Linked DNA regions of Homo sapiens: region 1 is linked to region 2. A link is a loop called in an ENCODE intact Hi-C map of the cell type or tissue named here. Cell type or tissue: B cell. All regions are shown on one strand. Links, peaks and the distances in the headings refer to the core of each region. The heading gives the core; the rest is flanking DNA.

Region 1 (2,918 bases), core at 217-2,716, 61 kb after region 2:
CACAATATGTAAGTATATAACATACAATTATCAGTGTCTGTCATCTGTATTAGACTGTGAGCCACTCCAGGCTGCTAACGTTTTCTGATACCTCTTGAGCTCAGCGTCTAGCCTAGTGGCTGGCAGAAAGTAAATGTTCAAGAGTTTATCAACCTATTTGTTTGCTGTACAATGATGAGAAAAGTATTGATTTTGAATAGTAGGAAAGTGATAAATCTTACATTTGTACAGCTCTTAAAAGACTGCTAAGTTCCTCCATGCCATTTCATTCCCATGACTGTAAAACGTAAGCATAACATAGCATTCTCCCTCCTCTAGAGATGAGCAGACTAAGTCTGCAGAAGGCTGAGTGATTTCTCCAGGGCATGAATTAGTAGGAGAAGAGCACTGAAATGTTCAATAGTAACTGTAGAACTGACTTATTTCTTCTTTCAGTTCTATCACATTTTGCTTTGTGTATTTTGAAACTCTGTTAGCATAAGTTCGTTTAACACTGTAGAATTAGGATGGACTCATGCTACTTCTCATGGCTTTCCTTCCAGCTTTGTTTTGTGGTGGGTTTTCCAATCCCATAACATTTAGTTCATGCATTTCCTCTTAATAGCTTTCCCTGATTTCCTCAGCAGAGATAATCTCCCTGCAATCATATTCTGGTTATGCCTTGTATACACACCTTTATTATCTTCACAATTTTACTCCGATTATTTGTATTTGTGCATGTTTTCTCCACTGGATCATGTACTCTTCTCAAGATAAGACTGTGAATTATTTATGTATACCTGTCCTATTCCTAGTACAACACAGAGTACCTTTTAGGTACTTAAATCAACTCTTAATTGACTTTGTTCTCCATATCATAAGAAGCATAAGAATAGCACCCAGAAGAAATACATGACAGACCAATGCACTGGAAGCCACTTTCAACACGACCTAGGAAAGCATGTCATGTTGTGAGGGTTGCCTGCCTCAGCCTTCTGCTCAGGGACATGGGTGTGGTCCCCAAAATCAATGGCTCGTCCTGTGCTCTACTTACAGTCTCCCTTTACCACCTCAGAGCCTACCTCCCTTCTTTACCTGGCCAATACTAAGTCCCTAGTGTGGGAGAGGTTCTTCGCTTTTGTGTTATAGGACCATGTATATAAGACCCTAGGGCTTAAGGGAGGTCTCCCTGGGAAGTGATGATCAAAATGAGATCCAAGGAAAAGTAGGAGCTAGCCAGGCAAGGAGAAATGAATGAGTGTATTGCAGACAGCGAAAACAGAATCACCGTGACAGCAACGTTCACTGAATGTTCAGCCTCAGCGTCACAGAGGCCCTAGGGAGCCGGGGACTGTGAGCGCTAGAGAGCTAAAGTACTCAGCTCCAACCAACTGTGGCCATGCAAGAAGGGTGGGAGGAGGGGTGCTAATGCCTGTTCCAACTTTTCAAAAGAAACTGAAAACCTGGATTTTTATGAGAAATTCCCTGATTTTAAATGTTGGCTCAACTTTAAAAATATACTGCATGTGCCAAATAAAACACACCTGTGGGTTTTAATGGGCCAATGGGTAGCCAATTTGAGAACACTGGGTTAGAATGGATATAAAACATGAGGTAGGAAGCAGCTAGCAGTGAGCAAAGGTAGAGGCCAGAGAATGAGAAAAGTTCCAAGGTTTGTTAAGGAGATTCACTGGCAATGAAAAGACATTGGAGGATTTAAAAAAAAAGATCAGATTTATATTCAGGAGGACTATTCTGGTTGCAGTTTGGAGAATCAATGGGAAGGGATCAGCAGTGTAAGTAGGAAGACCAGTTTTAAAAAATGATTGTGATAACACAGGTGAGATATGTAGGGGCCTGGTCTCAGGTGGTAGCAGCGGGGGAGGGGTAGAAATGGCTTCACTCAAGAGAGACTCCAGATATAGAATCACAGGACTTGGTGTTTGGTTAAATGCAAAAATGTGAGGAATAACAGAACAATCAAGAATGATGTCCAGGTTTCTGGCTTAGATAATGGAGTGTGTTTTAGCATGATTTAACAAGATAGAAAAAAAAAGAAAAAGCAGCTTTGGGAAAAGTTGAGTTCCATTTTGACCATGTTGAAGTTAAGGGGCTGGAGACACATCCAGATGGAAATTTCTAGTGGGCAATTGGATTTCAATAAAAGAAATATGTGTTAAAAAATAGATTTTGGTCGGGCATGGTGACTCATGCCTGTAATCCCAGCACTTTGGGAGGCTGAGGCGGGCGGATCACTTGAGGTCAGGCGTTCAAGACCAGCCTGGCAAACATGGTTAAATCCCGTCTCTACTAAAAATAAAAAAAATTAGCCAGGCATGGTGGCACGTGCCTGTAATCCCAGCTATTCAGGAGGCTGAGGCATGAGAGCCACTTAAGCCCAGGAGGCAGAGGTTGCAGTGAGTCAAGATCACACTATTGCACTCTAGTCTGGGCAACAGAGTGAGATTGTGTCTCAAAAAAAAAAACCAAAAAACTAGATTTTGGAGTCATCAGCGGTTTATAATAAAGCCATGAAGGAGGTTGTGATACCAAGGAAGAGAGTGCAAGGTGAGGCTAGAAAACAGCCCAGCACAGAGCTTACTTTAGGAGTGAATAGAGGTGAAGAAGTTGCAAGCAGATCAAAGAAAAGTCAGAAAAGAAGGAGGAAAACCAGTAGAGTGTGGTCTCATGGAACCCCAGGAAAGCTTTTGTTTCTAGGAGCAAATGGACTGCTGTGTCAAATATTGCAGAGATACCAAGTAAGCTAAGGACTGAAATGTACTCATGAAGTCAGTGATACGGAGATCCTTGGTGATCCTCGTGGGCACCGTCTCACGGAAGTGGTTAGGATGAAATCTAGCTTGCTGAGGATTGAGGAGAAAATGAAACTTGAGAAGAAAGAGACGCATTTGGACAGCTCTTTGGAAGTTTGGCTGTGA
Region 2 (2,918 bases), core at 146-2,645:
ATCAATGAGTTAATATATGTCCCCAAGACAAACATTCTGCATTCTAATTCTAAGATAGTAGACATACTAGATTAGATAGATAGATAGATGATAGATAGATAGACAGACAGACAGATAGATAGATAGATATTGATAGAGCATGAAGCTGTACCATGAATTTATCACCGGGATGAAATAATGTGCCACCACCCTCAATACTTCCTACCTTCACTAACCTTATTTTATTTTCATGAGATTTGCATGATGGCAATATGTTCTTTGATAATCCTTGGGGGAAGGATGAGGGGACTCATTAGACAAATATTGGTATCATATTTTTGCCTTACCACACAACCTATCTTGCCCTGTGTCTAATTCCATGCTTTGCCCGTCACAGACGTATGTATAAGACAGAGAGAGACACAAAACCTTAGAGATTTATGTTGCCTTCATTAATATTTTCAGTTGTCCTTTTTTGGATGCCATGGAAGTTTGTACACTTGGCCTAATGCACCATAGTAAGTAAGATTTGGGATGAGAGAGAGTTAACAGAATTTTTTCCTTTTGTAAAGTGGGAAAAGCGCTATTGAGAAAGGGCAGGCAGGACCAGAGAACCAGCCCGACCCCCCAGCTGCAGGTGCACTGTCTGCTAGATCAGTTCAGGGAAGGGCAGATACGGCATTCAGCATCTGGAAATGGAGTGCCTTGAAACAATTCATGCCCAAATACCCCCTGGGAAGTCTTCCTGTCTCTTCAGGGACACTCACACTCCAGGTTGTAAACGGTGGTTCTAATACCCCCTCCTTGCAAACCACACCTATAAATAGGTGTGTAGAGACATAGAACATGTTATGAGCTTCACCAAGACCTTCCGAGCCACCATTTCCCCACTGCTCGAACCCTGACCACGGAACATCTCACAATGTGCAGGCAGCACATACCGTGATCAGTGCCACAACTTAGACTTAGTGCAATGGTGAAATACTGAGAAAGAAAAACCAAAGTGCCTCCAGGAAGTAAACAGCCCATGACAAGAGGCCAGACAGACCACACATGAAACAGACGCACCACACATGAAATGTGCATAAGAATACAGTGGAGATATTTACGCTTCTTGTTAAAAAAGATGGGGCAGACAGCTAGAGGGGTGAAGGAACTGGAAATACGGGATCTCAGAGACTAGGGAGACTTCCTGGAGTTGCATTTGTTTTAGAGACTCCGAGAAGGGCACACATGAGATTTGATGGAGTAAGGAAGGCCAGTGTGCTGATACCGTTTTAAAACTTCCACAGCTGTCTTCTGGTAAATGAAAATGTCCTGAAGTCCTTTCCTCTCCAGAGCTAAGATGTGTTTTTGAGCCTGACTTCTATATTCAGTGATAGGAGAAAGAGAGGAAGAAAGGGAGAAAAAAGGGGACAAACTGGAATTTCTCAACTTCTGGACTAGTGGTAGTCAATTGAGTTAATTTATACTAAAGTGTTAATGACACACAACAGTTATACCCTCCAAAGATCCCCTGTAGCATAAAGGCTCTGTGAAATACTGTATATGTTGAGGAATCAAAGTAACAAAGCAATAATGTAAAAGGGAAATTAGGCAAAAGGAATGGGGGAGAGGACTGGTTCTCAGCATTCAAGCAACCCAATCGGGAAACCCCCTGCAATGACAAAACTTATCTAGCGCACCAATGGGGCCAGTAGATATCATCTGCCAGTAGATGGCGGTCTTCATACTAATTGACTCTTCACTGGAACAGCCCTTCTTTCTACCAGATATTTGTAGGGTTGGTTGGCTTATTGCAGAGGTGGAAAAGGAAGCTACCTCCGCAGTGTAAATTGGAGAGCCCTGCGTGAGAGCTCCCCCTGCTCAAAATTTACTCCCTCACAGACTCGGTCACTTATGTCTAAAAGTCCTATTTATTCAACCCTTTATGGAGGAGGGCAGATTGCTGACAAGAAGTGAAACTGGGGTTAGTCATTAACACTTTAGCAGGAACTAATTTGGTATATTAATTCAGGAAAGAAAGGAACTTTCCAGGCACTGGACACTTAATAGCCTTCTTTAAAAGAAAAAAAAAAAAAAAAAGAAGGTGCCCAGACACAGTGGCTCACACCTGTAATCCCAACACTTTGGGAGGCCAAGGCAGGAGGATCGCTTGAGCCCAGGAGCTCCAGACCAGCCCGGGTAACATAGCAAGACCCTGTCTCTACAAAAAGAAAATAAATTAGCTGGGTGTGGTGGCATGTGCCTGTGGTCCCAAGCTACTCGGGAGGCTGAGGCAGGAGGATCACTTGAACCCAGGAGATTGAGGCTGCAGTGAGCTATAATTGTGCCACTGCACTCCAGCCTGGACAACAGAGCAAGACCTGGTCTCAACAACAACAGAAAAAGTAAATAGAAGAAGTAGGCAGAAAAGAAATGGTAGGTTGCAATAGATGGGTTTTGGCTTGGGCCAGACCTGAACACTGTTTCCTTCAACTCCCATCCCACAATGGAGGACCGGGTCCCCTCAGGTTTGCCGAACAGACCATAAAGCTTGTTAACCTTGGCTGGGCGCCGAGGCAGGATAATCCTAATTTCTTGGCACTCCCTACACGGATGCCCATGGATCTCTTTGGCCCAGTACTTTCTTCATCCCTAGGATGGCCTGAGCAGTAAGGGGACATCGCAAAAGAGGAGTTATTCAGAAAGAGGCCAAGATGGTGAGAAGACCTGAAACTGGTGCAGTAGCTATCTGTCCCATGGTAAACTAGAGAAGAGAAGACACATATTCATCAAGGCACTGGCCTCTGACACCAATGGTTGTCATGTGGAACCTGCAAACCCAAAGAGAGAATCAGAAGTTAGAGAGAAATTGATCACTATGCAATGTAAGAACAACTTCACCTTCTGTCATCACCATCTGAAGACAGGCTGATGATGGTTACGGTAAAATAATA

Evidence for each region. A loop is a pair of places that touch in the nucleus more often than their neighbours do. Peaks named below come from ENCODE experiments on the same cell type or tissue, not always from the same donor. Only the 100,000 strongest peaks of a DNase experiment are listed, where the experiment ranks them.
Region 1: a loop joins it to region 2, with 4 times the contacts of the local background. A loop is called at or near these places in 7 of 110 quality-filtered maps.

The regions. Positions count from the first base shown.
Region 1 is chr12:4,166,913-4,169,830 of GRCh38, forward strand. No RefSeq gene overlaps it. Among named protein-coding and RNA genes, the nearest start is that of CCND2, 110 kb to the right of the region's middle. In B cell, for the core only: no CTCF peak of the experiment used is centred there; a DNase peak (open chromatin) is centred at 1,319; H3K27ac peaks cover 43 bases.
Region 2 is chr12:4,105,871-4,108,788 of GRCh38, forward strand. It overlaps LOC124900317 (a long non-coding RNA gene), which reads right to left. Exons shown (of 4, transcript XR_007063173.1): 4 at 1-2,795. Among named protein-coding and RNA genes, the nearest start is that of LINC03141, 95 kb to the left of the region's middle. RefSeq lists enhancers at 1,513-1,807, 1,895-1,954. In B cell, for the core only: CTCF peaks have their summits at 1,700 (motif pointing right) and 1,899; a DNase peak (open chromatin) is centred at 1,691.